Regions from separate parts of the Homo sapiens genome. Here all the other regions are linked to region 3. The links are chromatin contacts, found by Hi-C or POLR2A ChIA-PET in ENCODE. All regions are on one chromosome and are shown on one strand. Each heading gives the region's core, a stretch centred on a gene start or an enhancer-like site at or near the end of the contact. The rest is flanking DNA. Distances are from core to core; before and after follow the strand shown. Region 1 has its middle 200 kb from the start of SNORD151. Region 2 overlaps TNS3 (tensin 3). Region 3 overlaps TNS3 (tensin 3). Region 4 has its middle 41 kb from the start of LINC00525.

The links. A loop is a pair of places that touch in the nucleus more often than their neighbours do. ChIA-PET counts read pairs that join two places held with the same protein, here RNA polymerase II (POLR2A). Pooled maps may share reads with other maps.
Region 1: a loop to region 3 is called in a pooled map, with 3 times the contacts of the local background. The contact joins two enhancer-like sites. A Hi-C loop is called at or near these places in 1 of 168 maps with a recorded cell type or tissue (PC-3), 1 of 37 single-sample maps with no recorded cell type and 8 of 50 pooled maps. POLR2A ChIA-PET finds 5 or more read pairs at or near these places in 3 of 52 experiments (AG04449, MCF 10A and PC-9).
Region 2: a map of esophagus muscularis mucosa shows a loop between it and region 3 (4-fold over the local background). The contact joins two enhancer-like sites. A Hi-C loop is called at or near these places in 1 of 168 maps with a recorded cell type or tissue (esophagus muscularis mucosa), 1 of 37 single-sample maps with no recorded cell type and 8 of 50 pooled maps. POLR2A ChIA-PET finds 5 or more read pairs at or near these places in 1 of 52 experiments (PC-9).
Region 4: a pooled map shows a loop between it and region 3 (8-fold over the local background). The contact joins two enhancer-like sites. A Hi-C loop is called at or near these places in 17 of 37 single-sample maps with no recorded cell type and 6 of 50 pooled maps. POLR2A ChIA-PET finds 5 or more read pairs at or near these places in 2 of 52 experiments (OCI-LY7 and Panc1).

Annotation. Positions count from the first base shown.
Region 1 is chr7:47,265,474-47,268,709 of GRCh38, forward strand. No RefSeq gene overlaps it. Among named protein-coding and RNA genes, the nearest start is that of SNORD151, 200 kb to the right of the region's middle. Within about 2 kb of position 1,523, at least 10 of the 41 ENCODE cell types and tissues checked have a DNase peak (open chromatin) inside an H3K27ac peak, as active enhancers do.
Region 2 is chr7:47,290,285-47,293,429 of GRCh38, forward strand. It overlaps TNS3 (tensin 3), which reads right to left. Exons shown (of 31, transcript NM_022748.12): 26 at 2,544-2,621; 27 at 1,671-1,748. Among named protein-coding and RNA genes, the nearest start is that of SNORD151, 170 kb to the right of the region's middle. RefSeq lists enhancers at 1,196-1,555, 2,779-3,145. Within about 2 kb of position 1,292, at least 9 of the 41 ENCODE cell types and tissues checked have a DNase peak (open chromatin) inside an H3K27ac peak, as active enhancers do.
Region 3 is chr7:47,495,295-47,498,287 of GRCh38, forward strand. The region is part of intron 3 of TNS3 (tensin 3); the gene reads right to left. Among named protein-coding and RNA genes, the nearest start is that of SNORD151, 32 kb to the left of the region's middle. RefSeq lists enhancers at 1,953-2,072, 2,373-2,452. Within about 2 kb of position 1,582, at least 3 of the 41 ENCODE cell types and tissues checked have a DNase peak (open chromatin) inside an H3K27ac peak, as active enhancers do.
Region 4 is chr7:47,719,198-47,722,049 of GRCh38, forward strand. No RefSeq gene overlaps it. Among named protein-coding and RNA genes, the nearest start is that of LINC00525, 41 kb to the right of the region's middle. Within about 2 kb of position 1,299, at least 3 of the 41 ENCODE cell types and tissues checked have a DNase peak (open chromatin) inside an H3K27ac peak, as active enhancers do.

The DNA of each region.
Region 1 (3,236 bases), core at 273-2,772, 230 kb before region 3:
CCTTTTAGATTCTTTTATAATAGCTTTATTGAGACATAATGCACATACTGTGCAATTCACATATTTGAAGTGTACGATTCAATGGTTTTTAGTATATCCACCATCACTGCAATCAATTTTAGAAGATTTTCATCACCTCATAAAGGAAATTTCTTTTGTTTTATCTCCTGGTATTTCTTTATAGTTATAGACAGATGGTAAAGATGGCTGAAATGTGGGTGGGGAGCACAAAGGGGGGTGAGGAAGTTGCATAGTAGGAAAGGGAGAAGGGTCTGCACTGTCCTGCCTGAAGGAACTTACCATAGTGATGATGTGAGCTGTTATGTGCACTGAGACGGGAGACCCCCAGACCAATGCATCAGTCACGTGAAGATGGGGGCAGCCTCGGCCCCAGCAGTACGAGGAGTTCACCTTGACCCTTTGAAAAGCTTACCAACCCCTGTCCTGTGTGATCACTATTACAGAGGATAAACTAGTCATATGGGAAATGGGTCTCAATGTTTCACAGTTTGAGATGCTGAACATCCACAAATCCTGTCAAATGACTTCATGGGGATTACAGAAAATCCTATTCAATAATTTTTAAAGGTAACTCTATCTAGATATTATTTAGTGAAGATTCCTTGCCAGGCAACATCTGAATCACTTAATGTGTACTAACTCATCTGATTCTCACCACAATCTTGGCATGTAAGCCTGATTGCTTTTCCCATTTGACAAATGGGAGAAGCTAAATAACTTGTCATTGTACTAGAGTGTATACAAGGCAGAGCCAAGATTTGAAGCCAGGCAACGTGGCTCCAGCATCCACATTTCTAACCACTAAATTTTCCATTTCACTAGCTTTCCATTTTGAACCTAGCCACTAACATATGCAGCCCTCATCTTTGCAAATAAAGTTTTAAAATACGGCCTTCTGTAGTAAGTGACGCTGCCCACCAGGGGGCAGGACTGCCCCACAATGCTCTCAGTCACTCCCTTCATTCACTACAGTCCCTGGCCCACTGAGGTTGTAAATTGAGCTCAAACCTTTCTGTGAAAATGCAGGGCAAAGGGCAGAAAGAGGGAACCACTCAGGGGAAATGGCTCACTGGGGACGTGTGTGCACAGAAGTCCTCTCCGTGCCATAGCAGAGGACACAGGCTCTGGAATCCCGTGGGCCAAGTTTTCGCAACATTCTGTGCTAGTTGGCTGGATGCCTCTATACAAAGAAATTAAAGCAAAGAGAAAAGCAGGGGGTAAAGGGGACCATAGAAGAAAAAATTCTTCATATTTTTCTTTGCCTGTCTCCCGACCATAGCCAAATCACTAAACTTTTCTGACCCTGACCTTCATGATCTGTAAAATGGGGATGGGCCAGCTGCTATGTGACCCCTGGAGAAGAAACGTCCCGTCAGCAGGGCCCCTCCTGTCAGGGAGAACCTCAGCCGCCTTCAACAGCTCATTTCCAGGCAGCTAAGGTCACCTCACTCTTCTTGAGCCCTTCAGTGTGGAGCTGCCATTGCAGCTCTAACAAGTTAATCATAAGCCACCCCTCATGGCGCCAGGGCGAGGCTGTTTATAGACTTATCAACTCATGACACACAGGGTGGTTCACGTGACTTAAGCTTTGAGTCCTATATCTTGGCCCAGATGGCAGGAAGGATGCTTTGACCCATGACCACTCTGGTTTGTTCCTGGGTTGGACATTCCTTGGGCTTTCTTCAGTAGAGGGAAGCTTGAATACATAAACCATAGCTAACATGGGAAGTGCAGACATTGCGTTCTGCAAGCAGTAGGCACTCAACCAATGTCTGCTGTGCTGTCCTAATCGGCTGAATGTGGCACAGGAATCCAGGAGAGTCGATACGGCCTGGGAAACCATGCAGAATCTCCCCAAGGAGGAGGCACTTCTCCATATTCATTCTACTCTGACCCAAGCACGTGGCAGGGCTTGCTCTGTTCTTTGCAAAAGAGACAGTTTGATTGACATTTTCCTCACCTCCATCTTTCCTGCTCTAAACCACAAGCCAGACAGACAGAAAGACAGCTCCATTACTTCAGTGCTGAGCCAGTCTCCGCAAGGAGACAGCCTTACGTTGACCAGGCAGTGGGCTGGCGGGTGAGTGACGAGTGACAGGTGTCAAGTGTGAACCTGCCTAGGTGCTCCTGAAGCCTGACCCTGGCCTTCTTACACATCCGTCTGGAGGACATTCCCAGTGAAAACTGAATGCCTGCAACTTCATCAGCCTTTAGGGGAAAAAAATGAAGCCACGTTAACTTATAAAATAATAATAAACTTGGAAGTTAGACATAGAGGAAAGTACACAAATAATAAGGAAAAAGCTCCATTAATTTTCACAGTGAATACACCCAAATGAAAAAAAAAAAAAAAAAAAAAAAACAGAACAGCATCAGTGCCTCAAAAGCCCCTCTAATATTCCCTCCCAAACAGCACTGTCTCTTTCCTCCCCAAGAACTGCCATCCTGCCCTCTACTGCCACAGGTTAGTTTTGTCTGATTGTGATATCCATATAAATGAAATTTGATAATAAGTACTCTATGACAGGTCTGGCTTTTTTGGCCTGTGGTTATGTCTAAGTTTCATCCGTGTTGTTGAGTGTAGCCACTGATAACACCTAGACCACCAGGTCTCAACTCAGTCCTTTTAAAGTGGGCCCCAGGTATCTCAGGGCCTCCTCAAGAGGTGCCTTACATGTACTTAAGAATAGGTCTGCCTGAGGCACCATGCAACACCAAAAGATCACAGTGCTTCTAGTACTATGGGCTGAGTCAATCAGGCTGCAGAAGGCAGGGAGAGATGCTGAAACTCACTGCTCCAACCCAACCCAAGCCACATCTGTTACTGATTTGAGACCTTTCCTCATTTCTAGTGTAAGCATTTAGTGCTATAAATTTCCCTCTCAGCACTACATTAGCTGCATCCCATGGATTGTGATATGTTTTATTTTCTACAGAATTCATTCTGTTCTATGTTTTAAAAAAATTATTTTTGAGACTTCTTTGATGGGTTATTTAGAAGAGTGTTGTTTAATTTCTAAGTAATGAGAAATTGTTAATCTTATTATTATTAAATTTAACTTTTATTCCATTATGATCAGAGAACATGCTCTGGATGATATCCATTTTTTAAAATTTGTTGAGATTTTTTTCGTGGCTGAGAACATGACCTATCTTGGTGAGTATTCCATGAGTGCTTAAAAAATGCATAATTCTACTATTCTGTGGAGCATTCT
Region 2 (3,145 bases), core at 42-2,541, 210 kb before region 3:
AGCTGGCCTTGGGTTTGGTGGTGACTTTTAAGATACAATACCAAAGTCACAATCCATAAAACAGGAAATCAATAAGCTGGATTTTATTAAAATTAAAAACTTCTGCTCTGTAGAAGAATGAAAAGGCAAGCCATGAAATGGAAGAAAATATTTTCAAAAGGCCTATCAGGTAAAGGACTAGTGTCTAAAATACACCAAGAATTCCCAAAATTTAACAATAAGAAAACAAAACCCAATTAAACAAACAAGCCAAAGGCCTTTATGGACACCTCACCAAAGAAGATATACAGATGGTAAATAAGCATATGAAAAGGTGCTACACATCATAAGTCATCAGAAACAATGAGATACCACTACGCTACTATTAGAAAGGCCACATTCCAGAACACTGGCAACACCAAATTCTGGAGAGGATGTGGGGCAACAAGAACTCACATTCATTGCTAGTGGGAATGCAAAATGGGACAGCCACATTGGAAGACAGTTTGCCTGTACCTTATAAAACCAAACACACTCTTACCATACAATCCAGGAATGCGCTCCTTGGTATCTACGCACAGGAGTTGAAAACTTATATCCACTCAAAAACCTGCACATGGGTGTTTAGAGCAGCATTATTCATTACTGCCAAAACCTGAAAGCACCCACAATGTCCTTTAGTAGGTGAATGGGTTACTAAACTGATACACCCAGACAAGGAAATATTTGCTGCTAAAAAAAAATGAGCTATCAAGCCATAAAAACACATGGAGGAAACTTAAATGCATATGACTAAGTGAAAGGAGCCAACCTCAAAAGGCTATGAACTGTATGGTTTCAACTATATGACAATACTGGAAAAGTTGAAAATATGGAGACAATAAAAATATGAGTGGTTGCTTGGGGTTGGTGGGGGAGGGAGAACGAACAGAAAAGGCACAGAGGATTTTTAGGGCAATAAAACTATTCACTATGATACTGTAACGGTGATTACCTGTCATTATGCATTTGTCCAAACCTGTAGAATGCATGACATCAAGGTGAACCTAAATATCAAGTCCCTAAACTAGGGACTCAGGTGACGAGGCTGTGTTAATGCAGGTTCATCAACCATAACATGTGCATCACTTTGCTGGGGGATGTTGACAGCGGGGAGGCTATGCGTGTATATGGTGTATCTCTGTACCTTCTTCTCCATTTTGCTGTGAATCTGTCACTGCTCTAAAAAAGAAACTCTATGAATAATTTTTTTAAGTGACCTGCTCTGTCTGGCGAGCTGGTTCTTGGGTGTTGTATGTCTCACTGGGGTTGCTGGCAGTGTGGGTCAAATCATTGACTCATGTCAAGTGACTTGTTGAGTCATGTCTCTGGAACATTTTTACATTTACAGTTGCCGAGACAGATCACCCACATCCTGTCTTACTATATTTTCCCCCAAACTAAATCCAGGGCTTGACATTTATTCCACTGAATTTAGTCTTGCTTGAGTTAGACCGGCCCATGAAGGCCTTGCTGATGTCCCAACAACTGCACCCCACCCAGCTCTGTGCAAGCTTCTATAAAAGGAAACCTCCTTCAAGGCTCACAGAAAAGAAAGGAAACCTGAATACTGAAGTGCAAAAGGAAGTTGTGTCAGTGAGTCCTTTTTCTCCCCAGTCACCAGATGTAGAAATGGAGCTGCATTTACTGACCTGCCCCCTGCTTCAACAGCTCAGCTGCTGAATTGGCTGCCGTCTGGGGAGAACTTTCTGCTATTTCCTCCAATGGATCTGTAGGAAGGGGCAAGAAAATACAGAAATGAGTCCTGCTCCTGACCAAGAATCCTCATGACAAAGTTAGACAATTTGATGACAGAATTCCCAGATGGTGACATGCAATGGTTTTGCAGAGTCAAGAGTTTCTCTTTGGGACAATAATTTGGCCCATAGAAACCATGATCACATTCTGAATAAAAGTAGAGATGACAAGGCCTAACAAAATATTTTTCTAATCACCGAATTAGTCATATGAACAATGACACTTTGAAAAGTAAATCACATTTACCTATATATTAAGTTAGACCATTTTTATGTGAAGTTGTGACTGCTTAGGAAAGTGGGACATACGGTCACATCGCCCTGACATGCTGTGGGTGTTATTTAATTTCATTATGGATATTGTTTAACAAACATAAAAGTAAAAAGAACAGTGCATCCATCATCTAAGTTCAACAACATCAACATTTTGCCCATTCCGTAGAAACGTAAAAATTAAATGTCAATGACCCTGAAGCCTTCTTTGTCTGAGGGTTTTATATTTTTAAACTACAGAATCTTTGCTCTATAGAAATCTTTCATCAAAATCCATGATGTAAAGCTATCTGGGAGCTGTCAGTGAAGTAGAATCTCCTCTTCTCTCCTTAATTTGGATGAACTCATTGGCCTTTTCTTGGGTTCAACCAAGAGAATACGAAAAAACTTCCAGTCTTATTATTTTTCTCAGTGGATCTTCATGGATCTCTAAAACCGGTGGCCTTGACTGCAGACAATCTACACAGAGCCTGACTAGCACTGAGGACCCCTTACCTCTCTCTGGGATAAGCAGCTTGCACGGCAAGGCCAAGGGCGTGATGGAATGCTGGCACACCAAGGCCGTCAGGCTCCCTGCAAAGTGGACAGACAGCAAACAAGAGTCAACAACTGCTGTAGATGTTGTGTGCTCAGCCAATTTATCAGCTGGAATGAAACGGATGCAAAGGCTGAGCCCTTATCTTTTTAGCAACTGGTATGTTAGATTAGTGTGCAGCTTTGTGTAAAACTTCAAAGAAGTATAAAGTTCCACAAGATAGTTGAGAGGTAAGTAAATGGAACTGTTTATCATTCTTATCATAGACACATCATTACCAAATTATATAAAGACTAAAGCATACAGTTTGTTGGATCTTGAATCAGGAGGGTTGACATCAAGCCAACTCCAACTTCAACCATATATATTACCCCTGCACAATGCTTCTTAACAAAGCTCTAATAACAATGATGCCTAAGGCTGCACTGTGCTTTGTGTGGATTGCTCAAGTCATCTTTCCAACAAGCTCGTGAGGTAGGGAAGGCTCCCAATTTGCAGGGAAGGGAGGGTGCTCTGTTGGGAGCTCTATGTTGTTCCTTGTGCTGTGGGATAGGGTCATGCT
Region 3 (2,993 bases), core at 332-2,831:
GCCAGAGAGCACAGGCTTCAGTGCCGCACATCAACTAAGTGCCTGTCCTGTGGTCTAGGGGGCTGAGACTCATGGACACACACGCTGACAACATGAGAGGGCAGCGTCTGGGGCAGGGGCTGCACGAGACAGAGTGGGGTATCTGGAAGTATGGTGGGCACAGGGCCACGACCCCCGCCCTGAGGACGAGGCCTGCAGAGGTCTCTCCTAGCCTGACAGGGATGGTTATGTCCCAACAGGGGCGGGCTTCCAACACCTCTCCCAGCCTGAACTCAGGCTCTGGAAGACCTGAGTCTGAACGGGCCATAGAGAGGTCTCAGGAACAAGATCCCACTGGGAACCTACACTCAGAGCCAGAATGCAGTCTCCCAGCCAGAGCCAGGGCCCAGGACTGCCAGAAAGTCCCGGAGATAAGCTTCTGCAGAGATGACATTGCTAGATGCCAGGGTGGGTGGCATCCATGTGGAAGAATGACTGTAGTAGAAATTTTAAAAAGATGCACTGCATATGGTGTCTAAACATTGAAAGAGAACAGGCCGTTCTGCAGCTCCCCAACTGCAGCACACCTTCCTCCTCCATCTCGGCAGAGGGAAGGGGTAAGGACAGACCACTCAGGAGAGCAGTGGACGAAACCACACACATTATGACAAGTGGATTTCTAACCTGGACAGAGCCAGAGGCAGGGTCAGAGAGGAAGAGCTGTGATCCAGAAGGAGCACACGGTGCCACAGGGCTGGGGAGAGGCCCCGATGCCACCCAGCCCAGAAGCCCAGAGGTGAAGAGGCCCTGGATTGAGGAGAGGAGAGGACCCCAGTGAGCCTGGAGGAGGGGTGACAGGATAATGGGAGGAAGCATACATTATAGACTCTGAGCAGTTCAAAAACTGAATGGTGGTCTGAAAAAAGGGGTAGTAAGATAAGCACGTCAAAAAAGGACATCACTGAACAGGATGTGAGCTCACACAGGGGAATACAGAGTTTGGGGTCTTCTAGAAAGGGGCCAAGGGCTCCTGCAGATGGCAGCCAGAGTCAGCAGAAAGAGCACCTGGGGCCACATGTGTGGAAGGAGGGACGTTTCCCCTGTGACCAGAGCTGATGGGCAGGAGGTGCTGGAGCCAAATGGCATTTTCAGGAGTGTTTCAAGCTGATTAATGTCAGGCTGGTAGCTTGGAAGCAGGCGGGGGGAGGTGAGGTATTTTCACCAGGGGAATCAGCAGAGGCTGCCAATCAGCCCGCTGCACCCCCAGCAGGGTATAAACCCTCATCTGCACACCACCGGCCAGAACGTGTTTCAAGAGAAGCGGGAGTAAAAGCGATGGTGGCCAACGCAAACAGAGTCTGAGTGGGAGAGTCCACGCACACGCAGTACAGAACGCCAGGCACAGGTGAGAGAGGCGGAGGGCTGGGGATGCATCTGTACCTGCTCGTCAGGGGCTTGTGGGAAATCACATCAGAAGTCCAAGACCAAGCAGGCAGGGACACCTGCAGCACCCAGCTCTGCCCTAGGCCCAGATACCCTGGCTGCAGCGATGTGGGCCAGGACTACGGAAGTCCTCTGTGGGGTGAGCCAAGGCAGGGTGAGCCTGTGCAAATGCAGGAGGCTGGGGGGAGTAGAAAGAAGGGCAGCCAGTCAGGGGAAAGGTCACAGAGCTGGCCAGAACCAAGGCAGCATCGAGCAAGAGGCACTTGGATTCCAGTGTCAGAAAATATTAAGCCCACGGCTCTGCCATTAGCCATATGGAACCACTTTCAGGTGGGCCTCAGGCTAAGTCTGAGGCACTAATTAAGCCCACTAAATGGAATTTGTTTGCTTAAAAGAGCAGACCCCATTCTCAGAAGAAAATTTAGAAAATATATATACTTTCTTGTCATTTAACAGTTAATAAATAAAATGCATAGTGATTTATGCTAGCGGTAGGCAACATTTCATGAAATAAATCTACTAGCGTCAGTACCACAACTGCAGAAAGAGTAGTTTCCAGCAACTGACACTGTAGACATCTACAGTGATTCCTAATACAATGATGCAGATTAAGGTATTAAAAGGGGAAAAGAGCACTCCTGCAGAAGCCACCAGGCCCTGTGCTTGGGGAGCTGTTGAATTCAGTTCTCCGCAGTCCTCTTAGTAGGGGTTAATTCCTGTTTTATAGAGGAAGAAACTGAAGCCCAAGGTCACATGGGTAAGACAAAGCAGAGTCAGGATCCAGACCCAGGTCTGTTATTCATTCTTCTCTTTTATGAGTCCTCAAAGTTTCAGAAGCTGCTTCTGAGAGCTACACATGCAAATTTCCATTTTGTACTTCTGTTCTCCCAAAGAGGCCAGGCAAGAGAAAATAAGTATTCGCCTAGTACAGAGTTTCACGTATGGAACACACACACACACACACACACACACACACACACAGAGCAGGAAATGTTCACCGCGTGCTCTTTTCTTTTGTTTTTGTTTACACTGGAGCGACGTGTGCCCATGGATGCCTGGCCTTGCTGCTCTGTCCCCTGCCCCTCGAGCTATATGGGGCTCCCTCCAGGACCGGGCTCCCCACCCTGGTCTATCTGACCCAGTCAGGGCAGTCACTCAAACATTCATTACTGTCACCATGAAAGTGGCATCTGTTTTGAATTCAGGGGCCTCATCTTCTCTGGGTGTCCCACTCTGTCATCAGAGCCTGGCTGCATGAGGTCAGCTGGCCCCTTCTCTCCTCCGTGACACCCCTGGTAAACAGACACCCAACAACATCCCGCAGGGTGGAGGTGGGGAGTGAACCTTAACCAACAGCACGCTTGTCCAAATTATTTCTCAAGTAATGGAGGTTCTGCAGGGAGAGCTTCTTTCTCAGGTTAGAACTGGTCAAAAGACACAGAGGTGGGGTTCAGAAGAAGATTTCCAGGGCACCTCGAAAGCCCTAGTTTAATCAATAAAACACACTTGCAGGCACGGGGTGCCCTTGCCAACAGCCTCCTACCCTCCCATGTAACCACAGTGCCATGGAA
Region 4 (2,852 bases), core at 49-2,548, 220 kb after region 3:
GGTACACTGTTAAGTACTCCATAATGGCGAATTCCAGCAGTCATAGTGATCACCGAAAGGTCCTAATAGTAAGGCGTAGAAGTGGTGAGAGATTGGAGCCCTTGTGTTGGGGGGCAGGGAACATGAAATAGTGTGTCCACTGTGGAAAACAGTATGGAAGCTTCTCAAAATATGAAAACTAGAATTACCATATGATCTTGTGAGTCCATGCTGGATATACATGCAAAAGAATTGAAATCAGGGACTCAAGCAGATACTTGCATACCTGTGTTCATGGCAGCATTATCCACAGTAGCCAAAGGAGAAACAGCCCAAATGTCCTCCAGCAGATGAATAGATAAGCAAAATGTAGTATATGCATACAATGGAGTGTTATTCACCTTTGAAAAGAAAGGGAATTCTGTCACATGCTATGACACGGATGAACTTTGAGGACATTCTGCTACAGGAAATAGGAAATAGCCAGGCACAAAAGGACAGATACTGCATGATATTTAAGGAACCCAGAATAGGGACCTAGAATAGCTAAATTCATGTGACAGATGTAGAGTGGTCAAATTCATAGAGACAGAAAGTAGCGTGGTGGCTGCCAGGGGCTAGAGGGACGCAGAATGGAGAGTTTGTGTCGAATGGGGACAGACTTTCAATTTTGCACAACGAAAACATTCTGGAGATGAAGCGTGGTGATGATTGCACAATAACGTGAATGTGTTTAGATATCACTGAACTGTATTGTACGCTTACAATGGTTAAAATGGTAAATTTTATGTTAAGTGTATTTTACCACATTTTTTTTTTAAGAAAGAGAAGGTGCAGAAGTTGTACCAGCTCACCTTTCTGTCAGTGAGCCTCTTAGATCAGACAGGCCAAAACTTCTGGAGACGTTCAGGCCACTGGGGTCCCCTTTCCCCAGCTGCCAAGCTGTTTTCTGATTTTCATAGCTGCCCTCAAGGCCTCCTGGCCGATCCTTGAACTTGCTGCGAACTTTATGGAGATTGGTGATTGCCCTGCTTCCTGGTGGCTGGGCTGCTATAAATAATAATAATGCTGATAATGAAAAGAATTGCTCAGGGTGCAGCAGGAGGCTCGCCAGGCTCCCAGACTCACGGGGGGAATGGGGAATGTCATGTCCAGGGGCTGCTTTATGTACTTGGTGTTAATAAATCATAATAATTAGATACTGGTCCAAGTCATTTGAAATTCATTTCTTTCATTCATGCAGCATTGCAGGAAGATGAAGATGCTGGCTGATTGACCTCATTCTTCACGTGCACTCAGGGCTCAGGGCCAGCGCAGGGCTGGGGAAGCTGCTTTCTTCCCACGCCTCCAGGGCCCAGCCTGGCCGTCTCACAACCTGGCCTCCTTCTTGTCTGTGAGCTCACACTCTCTTTCTTCCCCCGCATGCAGATGGTGATGATGGCCAGGACACTGGCCACCTGCCTGCAGCATGCCCAGGGCCTGGGCTTTGAGGCTTGTCTTCCCATCCTGAGTGCTCCACATGCTTTATCTCACTGGACCCTCACAACATGCCTTTGGCAGGTGAGGAGGCTGAGGCTGAAGCTTGGCCTTGAATGTTGGCATGAGTCCTCACCAGCGTGTGTATTTGTCAGGTTAGACTGGGCTCTGCCGTGGTAACGAAACATCTACTAAATCTCAGTGGTTTCACATTGTCCTTGTTTATTTCTCACATATGCAAAATCTTCTGTGGGCCCGTGACTTCACAGGGCAGCTGTCCCTTGTACAGAAATCGAGCCCTGCAGGCTGCTCCTGTCTCCAAGCTTGGCCAGCTCCAGAGAAAGCGACCTTCACCTTCATGGTGGGGGAACGTCCATGGAGGTCTGTCACCCGCATGTTTACACTTCTGCCCAGAAGTGACACACGCACTTCCTCTCATGCCTTTTATCCAGAGCAGCCACAAGCCAATCCCCCTGCGAGGGTCTTGGGGTGTGGAGATCCTGGGCCTCCGTGAGCAGAACTGGAGGTGAGTGAGCTCCAGTGAGGTCTGCAGCTGTGTCTCCTCATCTCAGTGCTGTTGACCTTTGGAGCTGGAGAAATCTTTGCTACGGAGCCTGTCCTGGGAATCGTAGGATGTTTAGCAGCATCCTTGGCCTCTACCCACCAGATGCCAGTGGCACCATCCACTTATGACACCAAAAATGTCTTCCACATTGCCAAATGTCCCTTTGTGGGCAAAACGGCCTTTAGTTGAGAACCCTCGGGGCCTGCACCATGCTGTGTCTATGGATAAGGTGCCCAACGCTCTGAATCTCTTTACTAATTTCGAGTTAATGCTGCCCACTCTACAGAGATGATGTGAGGATGAAATGTCTCTGACTCGTGTGAAAGTGTGCAGCACTGAATCCCAACTCAGTAGGGCCAGGGCCCTGTTTTTGCTTCCCACTGTATTCCCAGTGACTGGCATGGAGGAGGCTCTCAGTGTTGATTGAGATGATGAATGAATGAATGCTCAGTCCTGGCATAGGACAGTGCTGAGTAAGTGGCAGTTCCACCCCCACCCCATGACCTATTTACACACAGATATGGGTTTTTGGGCCTTCATGGAGGCAGGAAGCAAGGGGCAGAACAGGATGGCCCTGTTGCGCTTCTCTACCTGGCCGACAGGTGTCCCCCCGAGCCCCTTCTCACGGGGTACTGCTTCCAGAAAGGCTGTGATGGGGCTGCTTGCTCCCCAACTCTCCTTTTCCCTGGCCACTGGTCAGAGTCTCCTGGGAAGGTCTCGGCCGCAAGTTGGCCAGCCCGAGGGGGTCTTCGTCTGTAGGGAGTCTGTGCTTCTGCGGGGGAAGAACCTCCTGGGGAGCACATCTGGTGCTTTGACTCTGATGTCAGATCAG